2 separate regions of the Mus musculus genome follow, and region 1 is linked to region 2. A link is a loop called in an ENCODE intact Hi-C map of the cell type or tissue named here. Cell type or tissue: heart. All regions are shown on one strand.

Region 1 (8,000 bases), 120 kb after region 2:
TTAAGCCCGGGTGTGGTGGTAACACACCTGCAATCTTAGCATTCTGGAGCCAGAGACAAGATCACCATGAATTTGAGGCCAGTTCGGCCCACATTGTTCCAAGCCAGCCACAAAATCCAACAATGCAGGTGAGGGAAATAAACCATGTATTTCACGGCCAATTATGAAAGCGAGGAATAGGCTAGCCCAACTCAAGGCTGCCTGACACCTATTATTACACAGGGCCGGGGCCCTTCCCTTCTGATACCCAGAGGTTTCTTCACAGCCACAGGCTCTACTAAGAACTTTCAGTTTGTACACTCGAGTCTACGGGATAACAGGAATATATGTACTAGGAAGTCAGTGGTTTAATAAGTTACTTAAGGTATCTTATCCTTTGCTGAGGATTGTATGGATTCCTACATTAAATATGGATACAGGGCTAGGAATGTGGCGGAATACTTGCCTAGCAAGTATGAAAGCCTAGGCTGGATCCCCAAGACTTGGAATGGCTCAACAGTTACAAGGGACATTTGCTGCTTTTGCAGAGGACCCAGGTTCAGGTCCCAGCACCTACATTACAGCTCAAAACCACCCGGTCCCGAGGTCATCCTCCTCCCCTTTGTCCTTTGCAGGCAAAGGTTCACACATTACAATCCCTTTTGAAAGTGGCCACACCTCACTTCTCAGGTCCCCATCAGTAGATGTGTATCTAAGAGCCCCAGGTTAGAAAGCTACTTCAGACTCACCTCGTCTCTGCTAATAAGCTCATTGGAAAATGTAAGGCCCGGCATCAGCCCCCGTTTCTTGAGCCAGAATATCGATGCAAAAGAACCGGAAAAGAAGATTCCTTCTACGGCGGCAAAGGCCACAACGCGTTCTCCTAGCAAGAGTCAACACGAAAACGTTCCCGGTGAGGCCTCGGTATTCTCAGCACAGGCCAATAATCCAGTGACATTACTTGGACAATCAAGCCTGGGCTTGAGGAGGAAAAAGGAAAGGGTCCTCACCATACGTAGCCTCTTTGTCCCCAATCCAGCGCAAGGCCCAGTCAGCCTTCTTCTTCACACAAGGCATTGTTTCAATAGCATTGAAGAGATATTCTCTGCAGGCAGAAAGTATAGCATGAATGGATACTGCAGAGCCCTGGCAACACAACAGGCACAGCGTAGGCCTGATTCATTACTTCCACGTCTGCTTCCCATCCTGGCACTCACTGCCACCATAACCCTACCAGTCCTTCCCAGTCTCCCTCCATAACACAAACGCCTTCTTAATTTTTCTATAATGTCCTAGCAGAGCAATGTCAGCTAAACTGGTCTAAAATAAACCTTTTGACTCAATATTGTCTAAAGCAATTCCCCTCACCTCCACTTTGGTTTCATACTCATTCATAGCCACGTCTTTAAATTTAATTGTTTTTGGTTTTTTTTGGTTTTGGTTTTGAGACAGGGTCTCTCTGTGTAGCCCTGGCTGTCCTGGAACTCACTCTGTAGACCAGGCTGGCCTCAAACTCAGAAATCTGCCTGCCTCTGCCTCCCAAGTGCTGGGGTTAAAGGTGTGCGCCACCACCGCCCGGCTTTAAACTTAACTTTTAATGTATGTTTTGCCTTAACGTGTCAGACACCTTATGTGTGATGCCCATGGAGGCCAGAAGAGGGCACCACTTCCCTGTGACTGGACTTACAGCCTTGTGAGGTGTCCCGTGGGAGCTAAGAACTAAAACTGGTAAGCAGTAAACCATACTTTGCAGGAGCCACAGTGCCTTCTAAACCTCAGTGGTCATCTCTCCAGCCCCTGGGGTTGGTTTTGTTTTTGACACAGTATGCAGTCTGACTAGCCTTTGACTTCTTGACAATGCTGCTGCACTGATCTCTGGGAGCTGGAAATAGACACAAGCTACCACACACAAAAGCTGGAGGCAGTCTTGACTAAGGGTCATAGAAACATCTACTGACAGTCCGCTTGTCATTCTGCTCATTTCCCCTTTATGAGCAAAAATACTGGAAATAAAGCAGTGAGTGAGTCCCAGGCACCTTGGCAGAGTGTGTGGATACTCACCTTTCCTTGGGATCTTTAATGTAAGTGTCAATAAGGAGACTGTACATTTCAGAGTGTATGTTTTCCATGGCAATTTGGAAGCCATAGAAACAGCGGGCCTCTGTAACTTGAACTTCTTGGCTAAATCGCTCCACCTAGTGGTAGTAAAATGAGCCAAAGTTAAATTTGAAGAACTACTGGTTGCTTCACTTTCTCCACACTACCAGTAGAGTGGCCCGGCCTGCTGGGATTGTTCCTAGGCCTGCAGCAACAGTGAAGGGGGAATCTGAGTAAGAGGCCATTTTGGTGTACTTACTGAATTCTATTCTAGGCCAGCCAGGATTACTGTGAGACCTTGCTTCAAAAATGTAAGTAAAACAAAACAAAAAACCCAGGTATATATTTAATACAGTTTAATCCTATATTTTTATTAGTTCTTCATGATTTGCAAGCAAGCTCATTATTTCACGTCATACGCTCAATTTACCAATTAGGAAACACATAACTCCTAGTTTGCCATTTATTTTAACAAAACTATCATGTGCTCCTAACCTCTGTGGCACACACCAGGCCCCACAGGGTTTCTTTTAACACTGTTATTCCCTAATTCTGTTTCAGTTCATTCCAAGGACCCACTTAGAGTTAAGAAGTATACAACCAAAGTCTTATAGAAATCCACAAAAAGTTAAGCATGTAGGTACAAAGAGAAAAACTCACTACTGCTCCTTAGCAGAGGGAAAGACTAACATGATGAACGTTAACATAACATTCATAGCTCTTAAAAAGTTTGTTTTGCTTGTGCTTGCCTGGGAATGGGTCCGTGCATGTATAGGCAAGTGCCCAAGGTCAGAGTTGCCTTGGTGAGAGGAGCTCACCAGCAGATGGGAAGCAGTCCAACAGGGGTAACTCATAACAGAACCTGGGTCTTCCGCCCAAGCAGGAAGTGTGTTAACCAGAGCGGAGACTGGAGTCAGTCATCTATCCCTCCAGCCCCGCTTCAGGGCAAAAGATAGAGAGCCAGGAACCAGTTCTGGATCTAAGTGAATTATGGGTATTTCATGCCAACTCACCAAGTTCTCATTGACTATGCCATCACTCGCTGCAAAGAAAGCCAGAACGTGAGATATAAAATGTCTCTCATCGGGTTTCAGAGCTTCCCAGTGCTGAATATCCTTGGAAAGGTCCACCTGAAGTTTAGAAGTTCACGATTAGCAGGTCTGTAGGTCTCTCTCTCTTTCTCTCTCTCATACACACACACTTTAAAACTGAAGTCCCCCAAACCATCTCATTACCGAATTCTTCACATCCATTATTCCCTTTGTTTCAGGGAACACCCAATATCTCAGTGAGCTACCATTCCCAAGGGCAAAAAGTTGTGACGGCCATGCGGGAGCCTTCTGACACACAGCAAGTCCTGAACGATTACCTCCTCGGCAGTCCAAAAGGAGGCCTCGGCTTTCTTGTACATCTGCCAGATATCATGGTACTCGATGGGAAAGACAACGAAGCGGCGGGGGTTTTCTCTCAGTAACGGCTCATCCTCAACGCTGGGGTTAGTAGGCGCTTTACTTTCCTGTTGGATGAGAGAGAGTGCCAAGTGAACCAACCCCCAAATGCCAACCGAACCGCAGGAAACTGCTAGCCAGTGTCTCATCAGATCGAGTACTTTCAACGATTGGTAATCTCGTGTGCTTAGCTGTCACGCTGCACTCTACTATTACCATAGGCCGACCCGAGTAGGACATTCTGAGGAGACACTTTGGCGGGAAAGAAGAGTCAAATAATTCAGCTGGGACAATGCAGATTTAGCGCCAACGAGCGGGCGCCCTCTACTGGGAGCCTAAGCGACCCACCTCAGCCCCACACGGGCCACTCACCAGCTCGGCGGAGTCCTGGAAGATTCTCCTCGCAGCTTTGCTGGCCAGGACGCGGGTGCTGCTGAGAGTCGGGGGCTGTAGGGGGACACGCGTGGTGAATGGCGGTAGGCACCCTCCACCCTCCCGGGTCCGGGAACCCACGACCTGCCAGTGCACATCCAACCCAGCCGGCACCTGGGCCGCCCTCACCGTGTTCTCCTTGTCAGCCAGGGTGAGTCGCTTCAGCGGCGACAACTGCAGCTGCTGCTGGTCAGCGATGGTGGCGAGCGGGGTGCGGACGGAGAGCATGGCGAACGAGGGCAGCGGCGGAGACGGCGAGGAGCAGGCGAAAACAGCTGGAATCCGGTGCACCGCCGACTGCCAGCGCCCGCGCCCTTTAAAGAGCCACCCAACCGCGCGCTCCGAGGGGGCGTGGCCTCGCCTCCCATTGGACGCCGCTGACCCCGCTCGCCGCCCAGCGCGGGAGATTTGAGTTGCGCCGCAGGCCTTCCGCACAAAGACCTTTAAGGAGCCTGCGCCGGCCGGGTGCGCGGGCGCTCGCGGGGCCGGAACCGGTTAGGATTGCGAGAGCCTTGGGGATTGAGCGCGCAGGGGGTCGCCGGGCGGGCGTTGCCGCTGAGGTTGGTGCCAAGGGTGGAGTGACGCTGCTGGCCTCTGGGACACGTCGCCTTGACTGTCTTCATGTCCCAAGTAGAGGGGTGCGGGGGACCCTGGTTTCTTAAAGAGATTCGGGGTCCCGAGCAATCGCACCGGCCTTGTGGGATTAAGGGGGTCCTCAAACTAGGGTTCCCTAAAAAGCTGTCTTCAAACTCATGAAGGGGTACGGATGCAGCCTTGGGTTCCTTTTCTACCCTGCCCCTCCTGTCAGACCCCTGTCCCCTCTGTCCCAATTAGTTTAAAAGCTGCCAGACGATTACAAATTCCAGGAAGCTCACAGGATGGTGACGAGTCATACATTCATTTTACGACTCTGGGCGTCCAGTAGTCTAAAGACGAATCTGCAAATTCCTGTGGTGAGGGTGGAGACAAGAACTCAAGTTTCCATCTTTCTGATTTGCCCTACGGGGTCCAAGATACCAGAGATAAAGCGCTGAGATGGGACACTGAGATCCCGGGGAAAAACGTGGAACCTGGGAAGGCTCCACTGACTCTCCCAGGTCAAATATTTTAAAAGAGGACGAGGGGAGGCTCCCCTCTGCTTGTGTCCTAAGTTCTCTCACTGTAGATGCTGTAAAAAATCTCTGAACACCATGTGGCAGCTCAAAGTTAAAGCAGGCGGCATCCACCGCTGCACAATTTATTGATGCTGGGGACAAAACCCAGGACTTCTTCCATGCTAAGCTAACTGGGCCATATCGATAAATATTTTAAATCACCTCTAGCAAAATTGTCAGTTCTTTTTTTTAACATATAATTTCTAATTCACATTCCATTCCTCCGTTATCCGAGGGGTTTGCCTTTGGCTCCTCTAGCTCCTGGTGTACTCAGTACAAATGAGGTCTGGCTACTAAAATAACACTCGACCACTGAGGGAAGGAGAAGGTCGCCGCCATTCTCTTCTCCCTGCTCACAACCTCCTCCAAACGCCTCTTCCTCCCGCCAAGCAGGCTGAGCTTAGTGGGCAGCCCCGCCTAGGTTCCCCTGTACCGGGACCTGTCAGGAGCTGAGCGCTTTTGCTTCTGGCGCGGTTTTTAACCTCTGCTCTGTGATTGGTTGGTTCAACTTCAAGATTCCCAGCCCCACCGGCCCGCGCGCGCTGCGGTCACTCAAGGGCAAGTCCGCTTTCAGGTGACCTTAGATGTGGAAACCGAGTCCCCGCAGGCATCCAGCGTTTCCCCGCCAAATCCTCTCAGCTGTCAGCACTCACAGTCCCTGTACAGCTTGATCATCATATACATGTTTAATCCAGATGGAAAGGGAAAACGGGTATTTTTAGGCCTGTTTTATAGGTAACTGAAGTAAAGGCCTGAGGGACCTGGAAACTACCCAAGGTCCCACAACTTTAGACCCTTGCTAACTCCTTTTCTTTCTTCTTTTTAAATTAATTTTGTGTGAGACGAGGGTGTAGTGCGAAGGTCAGAGGCCCACTTATGGAAGTTGGTTCTCTTGTATTCTGTGGGGTCACAGGGGTGGAATTTATGAGGTTAGGGTTGGCTGCTGAGACATCTTGTCAGACACTCGCACCTTTTTATTAGTAATGTTCCCAACATACGGAAAAACCGAGCAGGGCATGATGGCCCTGGTCTTTAATCTTAGCATCTGTGAGGCAGAAGCTGGCAGATCTTTTGAGTTTGAGGCCACCCTGGTCTATATAAATGAGTTCCAGGACAGCCAGGACTACATATATCCCAAAAAATATAAAAAAGAAAGCAAGGAAAAGAGAACTCCCCAGGGTTCGCCCACCAGTGTCCATTTGCTGTCTCCAACTTGCAGTTGCTTCACTCCCTTCTACACATGTGCGAAATTCATTGCTTTCTTCCCAGTACTTGAAAGTGACCTGTGCCCGAGGTGGTGGCACTTGCTCTTAATCCCAGCAATTAGGAATGTTCCCAGCGTACAGAAAGAGTAAACAGCAGGCGCCACGCCTCTCGACTCAGCACTAGCAGGCAGAAGCAAGTCATGATTTGGAGGCCAGCCTGGTCTACATAGTGAGCTCCAGGTCATCTGAGGCTGTATAATGAGACTTGGCCTCCAAATAAATCAATAAATAAGAAAGAATTTAGGAAGCAGAATAGTTGGCTTGGGTAGTTGAGAAAAACTTGCTCCCTCAAAGGTTCCTATCACCCACTTGATGGCTCACAACCATCCAAAATTGTAGTTCCAGGAGACCCAACATCATTTTCCTAGGGCACCACCACACATTATTAAGATAACGATCCATGGCCAGAGTGACTAACAGTCCAAGGCTGAACACGTGGGGCGGACGTGCTTGCAGGGGTGCTCTCTGTGCAAGCCTCTGTGGTTCTGGCGGCACTCGCTGTACCAGCCCCAGCCCTTCCTTCTTAACCTCCTGGCTTTATTGACTGGTTAGGGCTGACACAAGCAGCCCCAGTTTGATCTTGGCAACTTGCATTCCTTTCACAACTGAATAGTATTATATGATACTGAGAAACGTTAGTTAGGTATAAATACGGCGCTGGGATGTTAGAGAACAGCTTTAGTTTTAGGGTCAGCTGTTCAAACGCTGAGTAGTGAGAAGGTATCATCTACAATTTGCTTTTTTTTTTTTTTCTTAAAAAAAAACAAAACAAAACAGCATCTTACTATGTTGCCCTGGCTAGCCTAGAATTCATTGTATAGACCAGGCTGACCTTGAGCTCACAGAGGTCTGCTTATCTCTGACTCCTGGGATCAAAGGTACACCACCAAGTCCAGCTTACAGACCATTTACTTTGTATTTTGTTTTATTTTATTTTGTGTGTATGAGAGTTTTGCCTGCCTGTATGTATGTCTGAAGAGGCCAGAAGAAGGTGTTGGGTCCTCTGGAACTGGAGTTAACATGTTGGTACTGAGAACTGAACCCAAGTCCTCTGCAAGAACATCCTGTGTTCTTAACTGCTGAGTCATCTCTCTAGGCTCAACTTTGGCTTTTTTTTTTTTTTTTTAATTCTTTGTTTATTTACTCATAAGACAGGGTCTTATGAATCTCAGGCTGGCCTTCAACTCAGCATTGTAGTTGGGGATGGCCCTGAATTTCTGCTCTTCCTGTCCTCACCCCCTCAGTATTCAGGTCACGGGTGTGTGCTACTCTGCCTGGGGTGTGTGCTAGTATGCCTGGTTTATTCATTCCTGTTTTAGATGGTGCTGGGAATTGAACCCAGGGTTAGCCCTCTATTGAGTCTATTCTTTTTTTTTTTTTTTTTTAAATTGATTTTCTGAGACAGGGTTTCTCTGTGTAACCCTGGCTGTCCTGGAACTCACTCTGTAGACCAGGCTGGCCTTGAACTCAGAAATCTGCCTGCCTCTGCCTCCCAAGTGCTGGGATTAAAGGCATGCGCCACCATGCCCGGTTGAGTCTCTTCTTTCGTAATACAAGGTGTATGTTCTGTGTGTTCATAGGGTGGGGGGAGAAGGAAATGAACTTCTGAACTGGAGACCTGGAGC
Region 2 (8,000 bases):
TCATACACATATGATATACATTCAAACATATATATTATATACATGCATACACATATGATATACATGCATACACATATGATATACATGCATACACACACACACAGAGGTTGGGTTCCCTATCCCAACCCACAATCACCAGCACACCAATATCTGGAACTCTGGACAGTTCTTACTTCTTCTCACTTTCACTGCCAAAAGGTTCGGCTCTAAAACAAAGACATATCCAAAGTATTTCTCCCACACCAAAACTACAAAATAAACTGACAGTCTATGCAAAGACTTAAAAGCATGGCCATGTGCACATATGTATATGAACTAAATAATTCAGGTTCGATATCTGACTTCCAGAGGTGTAAGGATCCTATTGACTGATGTAGAATACATAGAAACACTTCCCAAACTCTCAAGTGTTGGGCATTATAGATACTACTGGAGTCTGCTTGCTTGGTAACATCTAACCTTTCTTCCCACACATCTTTCTCCTTCCTTCAAACCTTTCAAAACACCACAAGTCCCCACTTCTTGTCTTCTCCCTGTCCCAAGAGTTTGGCACATGATCTATAAAACAATGACTCCTATGTCAAGGGGCTGTTTCTGGGCTCATCTCTAACCAGTGTTCTGCTGTTTAATATACTGGCTATTTACCCAGTTTCACAGCAGTAATCATGGGAAGTAAGGAGGGAGAAGCGGAGGGGGCCACAACTAGAAAGCAATCTCATGATAACTCAGAGCAAGGCCAAGCAAATGTAATAGATAATATAAGATGTTGAAAAAAATATATAGGGGGCTGGTGAGATGGCTCAGCGGTTAAGAGCACTGACTGCTCTTCCAAAAGTCTGGAGTTCAAATCCCAGCAACCACATGGTGGCTCACAACCATCCATAACGAAATCTGACACCCTCTTCTGGTGTGTCTGAAGACAACTACAGTATACTTACATATAATAAATAAATAAATCTTTAAAAAAAAAAGAAAAAAAAAGAAAAAAATATATAGGTTGCCGGGCGTGGTGGTGCACGCATTTAATCCCAGCACTTGGGAGGCAGAGGCAGGTGGATTTCTGAGTTCGAGGCTAGCCTGGTCTACAAAGTGAGTTCCAGGACTGCCAGGGCTATACAGAGAAACCCTGTCTCAAAAAAAAAAAGAAAGAAAGAAAGAAAGAAAGAAAGAAAGAAAGAAAGAAAGAAAGAAAGAAAGAAAGAAAGAAAGAAAGAAAGAAAGAAAGAAAGAAAGAAAGAAAGAAAGAAAGAAAGAAAGAAAGAAAGAAAGAAAGAAAGAAAGAAAGAAAGAAAGAAAGAAAGAAAAAGAAACAAGAAAAAAATATATATATAGGTTGATCATCAGTGACATTATTCTTAGTTTCATTTTGGTACTTGCTCTGGAGTCTAAAACCCCACATCAGCAACTTATAAGGAACAGAAGCCCCGTGATATGGAGACACCTGATCTCGCCTGGGACTCACACAATTGCTCCTTTTCTTTGGCACAACTGGTCCTCAAGATGGCTCCTCTCTCAAACCACACCTCCACACATTCCTTTCTACAGACCTTCAGAATTATACTAGGAAGGAAGTCACTTGGAAAACAGGCCCTAAAGAGCAAAACGCCGGGGGGCCAGGTACTTCCTATCTTAAAGATCTCATAATCTCCCAGATACCACTATTTCATGCTTTAATTTCATTTAAAGACTACAGAGCACCACTTCAGCTACTTCAAGGTCACTCTGTAATTCTTAGCAAAGATAAAGATTCTCCAGCCTAAGGCAAGATCTCCAGTTCCTTTGCTTTGCCTGACAGCACACTTCTTCCTCCTGTTACTTCAGCAGCAAGGGCACTAGGTTCTCAGTGTGCCAAGTCAATACAATAGTAAAAAGTTCACATTTTATTACTTCCTAAAACAACTGCTTTTATAATTTCCTAATTTTTCTAAACAGTGTAAATTGGCACACACCAAGTGAACACATAGCAAGTTATAAACTTCCTGGCTTGTCTTTTTTCTTTCCTATAGAATTACATTATTTGACTACAGCCAAGTCTTAGGCTTTCTTTCAACATGGATTCAACTGTTCATGTGTTAGGAAATGTTTCTGATTGGCTTAATTCTAAAATGTCTGTCTAATTTTACAATGTTAACTACTCCAAGAGTATCATCATGAAGATTCTTTGGTATTCACAGAAATAATTATTGCTGTGAAAAGTACAGATTGTATGGATTAACCCAATATTCCTAAGACTTGCTTATCACAGAGCAAACAACTGTCTTACACAAATGGCCATATAAACTCGGGCTCTACAGACTTCAAGCGTATACCAGAAGATGCAGATTATCTAAGACACAAGAGACAAGACCTCTAGCTGATAAAGTCAGTCTTAACTCAGGTCACCTTCCCTGGATTGCTTGCTCACTTCAGTTCCACAAAGAACTTTCTCTGGACTGCTGAGATGTTTAAAGGAGCTTATTGATATTAGATTACTTTTAAAAGTTATGATCCTTTATAGAAGTTTAAAAGAATTAGCTTAATAGGGCTATGGCAGAGAGAATACACAATCATTTGCCTCACCAAAAGAATAAAAAGGTAAAGGACACACACACACACACACACACACACACACACACACACACACACGTTTCTCATTAGCAAGAAGATCCTGCCCTACCTGCACTGGTAGGCTGGGAACAACCTATTGAAGTCAGAAGTGTAACACACACCTAGAGGTCAGGTGCCATGATTCCACTTAGGAAATAGTGAGACTCCTCCACAGAACTGAGAGTATCCAAAGCCTTTGATTATTATCAACTTAATAAACAAAGACTAATTCTGTGAATTAAAGGAATCATTCCACTTGGGGCACTCTTATAATCTATTAGCATGACACACACCACAACCGCTGTGTAAGCTGTGTGGAGAACAGGTATTTCACTATTAATCGAAAAGTTATGAGAGGAATAAAGGAAAGAAGTCAGATCAGAACACTGAGCAGGACGGTTTAACCCTCCTTTGAGGTAACTCAGTATATTTTATTTTAAACAGTGAAGCACAAAGCCTGGAGCACACAGTGTTCAGCTCAGGTGTCACCTCCAGCTCAAGTCCAGAGAGGAATCTTGTGTTTTACATGCAAACCTTAAGATACCACTAGCAGCTACTCAAGCTGAGCCCATAGCCCTTGGAAGTGCAAACACCTCCAGATCAGAAATAATGTTAGGCTGAATTTCCAAAGTCAATTTCCTTCAGTACTGGAGCTAGACCAGCTATCTAACCATACCCCACCAACAACTTTCCCAGACCTTTCTCAGGACATACTTCCAAAGTTCCTTTGCTCAATAAAAATGGCGCTGCTTTCTCCATCCCAATGCTGTTTATTTCAGTAATCCTGAGGCCCTTTAAACAATCAAATTCGACTGGCCTCATTTAAATGCCAGCCTTCCCTAGTGTCAAAAGCTTCTCTGGGGGTAGGGTGAGGGGGTAGGATGGCTGCTCCTATCCACAGCTGCAACTTTTTCACCAGAAACCCTAGCATCGTGAAGTCACGTTGACTTCTCTTCATAACCTGTCTTCCCCCAAACTGTTGCCTCTCCGTCTATTGAGCCACACTTCAATGCAAACTGTCCCCAAGTGCAGAAGAGCTTAAGCCTCGTCCATCCACGCCGTGTCCTGGGCACTCGGCACCCAAACCATTCTTAGTCTCCCGATAACCCGCAGCAGTGCCAGGTCCACCGGTCCCGGGACTCCCGGGTCCGACGCCCGGTGGCCCGGCAGCGACAGCATGCACGCGCGCACGTCTGTCTAGCCCTCCCCGGCGGGCTGTCGCCGAGCCTCCGCCCGCGCCCACCCCCGCCCGGGCGGCGATGGGAGGCTGGGTGGGCACAGAGGCACCAGCCGGAGCGACAGCCGAGGGGACAAGGCCAGCCGCGCGCCCCCGCCCCGCCGGGCGCCGGGCACGGCGGTCCCGGCCCCAGCCCCCACCCTGCTCCCGCCCGGGTGGCACCGCGGCCGGCAGAGGCGGCCAGGGCACGACGCCCCGGACGCCGGTACCTGATCGATGGGCAGTTGCACGGCGTTGCTGAGGGGCTGCAGCAGGGTGGAGCCCGTGGTGCTGGTGGTGGCCATGGCCGGGCCTCGGCGCTGCGTCCGCTCGCTCCGGCCAGGCGCCGCTTGCTTGCTTGCTCGCTCTGTGCCGAGCTACGCCGAGGATGGGGATGCAGCGGCGCGCCCGCCCCTCGGCCGCCCGCGGTCGGAGCAGCCGCGCGGGGAGGGGCAGTGGGCGGAGTTAGTGGCCCCGCCCACTGCTGGGCGCCCCGCCCACCCAGCCGCGCGGCCCCCTCACGCCGCCGGGCGGCCCGATTTCCAGCAGCTTCCAGAGCCCCCTCCCCACCTCGCGCACTCGTGCGCCAGACAGCTCCGCGGTCCAATGGCGTCGCGGCGCCCCGACTCCCACAGCCAATCAGAGGACGCTGGCCTCGCCGCGCCCCTCCTCCGTGCTGAGGACCCCAGCGAGGGGCTGAGGCTCGACCATGGCTGTCGCCCGAGGGCGACCGAGAGTCAGGCTAGCTGGTGGGGGCGTGTGAGGGCGGCTTTGCCTCCGCCTCTGCTCACTTCCTTTCTCAGGAATGGTGGGCGCCGTCCCCACCCCTCACTGGCAGTGACGGTGGACAACAAAGGGGCTCGGGGTGGCGGCCAGACAAAGAGTTGCAGCGCCGGGGGAAGTTGGGAACAAAGGTAGGGGGCTGGGAGCTTCAGGGAGACGCGCTACAAGAACCCCAAAGCAGAAAGTGCCTTTGTCTCCTGGGCTGCCCAAACTTGCGGAAAGCCGGGTGGTCCTACCTCACCCGCCGCCCACCTGGGCCTGATCGGCCGCGCTGGGACGATGCCCTCACCGCGCATCCAGCTGAGAGGGAAACAGGTCGGACCTGGGCAGCGCCCGAGGGAAAGCCTGGGTAGCCAGCGGCCGGCATGTAAAGGCCCCGCCTCCTCAAAGGAAAGGCTGCTGGTAAGCATCCCTTCGTGCCTGCGAGCCTCTCTGCCAGATGTGAATTCTGCTGTGTCCACACCTCCATTCCAGGAGGGCAGTTAGTGTGTCAGCCCTACAAATGTGATCTCTTACCCTTTAAACTAGCCATGGGAACACCTGGAAAATGCCAGCATCGTCCTCTCAAAATCCAAGGATTTGGAAACTAATATTTAAAGGGGGGCGGGGGTTTAAATGTGCTGCTAACACTGCTTTTAAAGGTAGACTTATGTGAGTCCCCACAACAACCATGTGAGGCAGGTATTGTAACCACCCTCAATCTAGCAAGGAAATTGAATTCCAGAAAAATTACATAACTTAACCAAGAGCTAAATAACAGTGTGTGGGGGGGGGGGGGGCCTGAGATCCAACTAATTTAGCCCCAGTTTTGACCTCTTAAAGACAAGGCCCTCTTCATTCTCAGGTTTAACACCCACTCCAGAATAGCCATCAACTACTAGGTACAGCACTTCCTCAAGGACCACTCTAGAGGCTTCAGTAGTAAGAGCGGGCAAGTAGTGCTTCAGGAAACCTGGCTGTGGACTCAGCTCTCTCTGAAAAGGGGGTTATTGAATTTAGTTGGGATAGTCTCTTGCTGCTAATATTCTCTGGGTGAACAGCTGAGTCCTAGTAAGGTAGTCTTTTAGAGGATGGGGAGAAAATAATTGAGATCTTTCACTCTTAATATTGTGTTCCAACTAGCTGGGACCAATTAGAAATCAAACCTGTCCAATAATCTACTTCCTAAAATAGTCCCAAGTCTGGACCTCTCTATTAATATAACCTTGGATCGAGGACCTCTTTGTCTCTGTCTCCTCCCCCCCCCCCCTTTAGGGACGTGTTGAGAAAGTGTACAGGTGGCTGAACATATAAACTGAAGGGAAAAATTAAAATACCATTTTAAAACCTTAAAAAGTGGGTGTTAGAAACATATTGCAACCTAAAGTAGGCAGCATAAGATACAATCCTAGAACAAATACTGTCTACCAAAGGAATTCTGTGAGGCCAGATTATTCTTTTAGAAAAAGACAGAACATAGTTTTTATTGAGGGTGACTCCTTTAATAGAGACCTGACTCTGGTGTTAACCTGTCATCCCCTGGCCTTATTGCTTGGTGGGACAATCAGGTCACTTTAGGGTGATGTCATGGGATGAACTGTCTGCTAGGCTCTGTGTTCCTGGAGTCAGTAATGCCTATGGAGGATTAGGACTAGGACTGGAGACAGTCGGACACTTTTTAGGAGGTCTGGAACGAGACGTTGTAAAAGTTGACAGTTTATTGTGCCTTCAGCCTTGAGTGGAGATGAAGTAATTGTTGCCCGTTTTTAGATATTCTCTGAATGATTAGCATCCTTTCCTGTAGCGTTAAGTAGGTTTCTGACCCCAAGTAAAGGAGCCAGATTTTAAAAATGAAGGCAGAGGTGCCAGGCTTTCCTCCTGCTTTTGGTTTCCTTGTGTCAGCCCAAGTGAGAGATAAGTACTTTTTAGCAGAAACTGTCTTTTAGGTGCCTGTTATAACTTTATGAAATTATTTATTTTAACATCTAGAATGGGAAAGATTTGAGCCATCTGAGAAATTTTATGTCAGAGTATAGGTCAAGTATCTTGGCCTATAATAATAGCTTAGATTTTAGAGTCAGGAGATCTTGGTTTTGGTTGGGGTTTTTTTGTTTGTTTGGTTGGTTGGTTGGTTGGTTTTTGTTTTGTTTTGTTTTCTGTCTTCACTACTTACTAGCCAATTTTGGAGCCTTTTTAACCTCACTTTCCTTATATAAGAAAAGAAGTAATAATATTGTGTACAAAAAGCTTACAACTGTGTTACATTGTAACATTTAGAAACAACCACATTAGTCAGAATTCTCCAGAAAAATAGACCAATCAGGATCTACAAAAAGATATAGAAGAAAGTATGTTATAAGGAACTGGCTTGAGATGATAAAGACATAGAAGCCTTATGCAAAGCAGTCAGGAGCGCACGTGGTATATAGGTCCAGTCCAAATCTAAAGGCCTAATGACCAGAAGAGCTGTTACTCCCTCAGAATCTGAACGACAGCTGCACCAGTGTTGACACAATTGTTGATATGGATGTCCCAGCTTAAACAGATTTTTCTTCCTCTACCTTTGAGGGTTTGTTTTGTTTTGTTTTGTTTTGTTTTCAGTTCAATCATGATACCACCCACACTGAAGAAAGCAATTTTCCTTACACAGTCTACCAATTCAAAAAATAATCTTTTCTATAAACATCCTTATAGACACATTCAGAAATACTATTTTACTATCTGTCCAGTCCTTCATCAACCCAGTGAAGTTGATGTATTAAATTAACCATTCAAGAAATTTAATGTAATTCTAAAAATGAAAAATGTTTCTCTCCTATGAAACTATTGCATCTGGATTTAACTGAGTTTCACTATATACATGTATTAAGACATCATGTGATATACTATAAATACAGATATTTTGTCAACTACACCTTAAATTTTAAAATACTCCATCTTTATGTCTTTAATAAGGAAGTAGATTGTTGAGTTAACATTTTGAGTTAAGAACCAGTGATGAGAATATAAAGTGGATAGAGGCCTCCCCACTAGTATCTGCTAATTTGACTAGGAGCCTTTAAATGAGAGAGAACTGAATGAATTATATGTAATTCTTCATTGTCCTGCCTCAGCTAGCCAACCTATGACAGCAATCCCCATGTCCCTAACTCTTAAAATCATTTATTGAGTGCTGTCTTACTGTGTTCAGGGAACTGTGTGGATGTTGTAAAATAAATAAATAAATGGTACTTATAATCAAAAGGCAAAATCATCATGTATATGAGACAGTAGAGTAATACAAAGTACCAGGTTAGGTCAGTTTTTAATGTTAAAACACACACACACACACACACACACACACACACACACACACACACACAATGTTCCTTCTAGAAGACACAGAAGCTTAGTTGGCAGACAAAGGACCTAAAATTTATTCCTAAATATTACAGCA

What was found. Peaks named below come from ENCODE experiments on the same cell type or tissue, not always from the same donor. Only the 100,000 strongest peaks of a DNase experiment are listed, where the experiment ranks them.
Region 1: a loop joins it to region 2, with 4 times the contacts of the local background. A loop is called at or near these places in 16 of 42 quality-filtered maps.

What each region holds. Positions count from the first base shown.
Region 1 is chr12:24,704,531-24,712,530 of GRCm38, reverse strand. Rrm2 (ribonucleotide reductase M2) reads right to left here and starts at 4,277. Exons shown (of 10, transcript NM_009104.2): 1 at 4,086-4,277; 2 at 3,897-3,971; 3 at 3,446-3,592; 4 at 3,090-3,206; 5 at 2,041-2,174; 6 at 990-1,084; 7 at 729-862. The coding sequence starts at 4,184. In heart, CTCF peaks have their summits at 1,618 (motif pointing right), 2,192 (motif pointing left) and 3,860 (motif pointing left); DNase peaks (open chromatin) are centred at 2,149, 3,520 and 4,260; H3K4me3 peaks cover 4,322 bases; H3K27ac peaks cover 4,577 bases.
Region 2 is chr12:24,827,807-24,835,806 of GRCm38, reverse strand. It overlaps Mboat2 (membrane bound O-acyltransferase domain containing 2), which reads right to left and starts at 4,208. Exons shown (of 13, transcript NM_026037.3): 1 at 4,033-4,208. The coding sequence starts at 4,107. It overlaps 2900060N12Rik (RIKEN cDNA 2900060N12 gene), which reads left to right and starts at 4,490. Exons shown (of 3, transcript NR_166876.1): 1 at 4,490-4,987. In heart, a CTCF peak has its summit at 4,482; a DNase peak (open chromatin) is centred at 4,396; H3K4me3 peaks cover 3,337 bases; H3K27ac peaks cover 2,888 bases.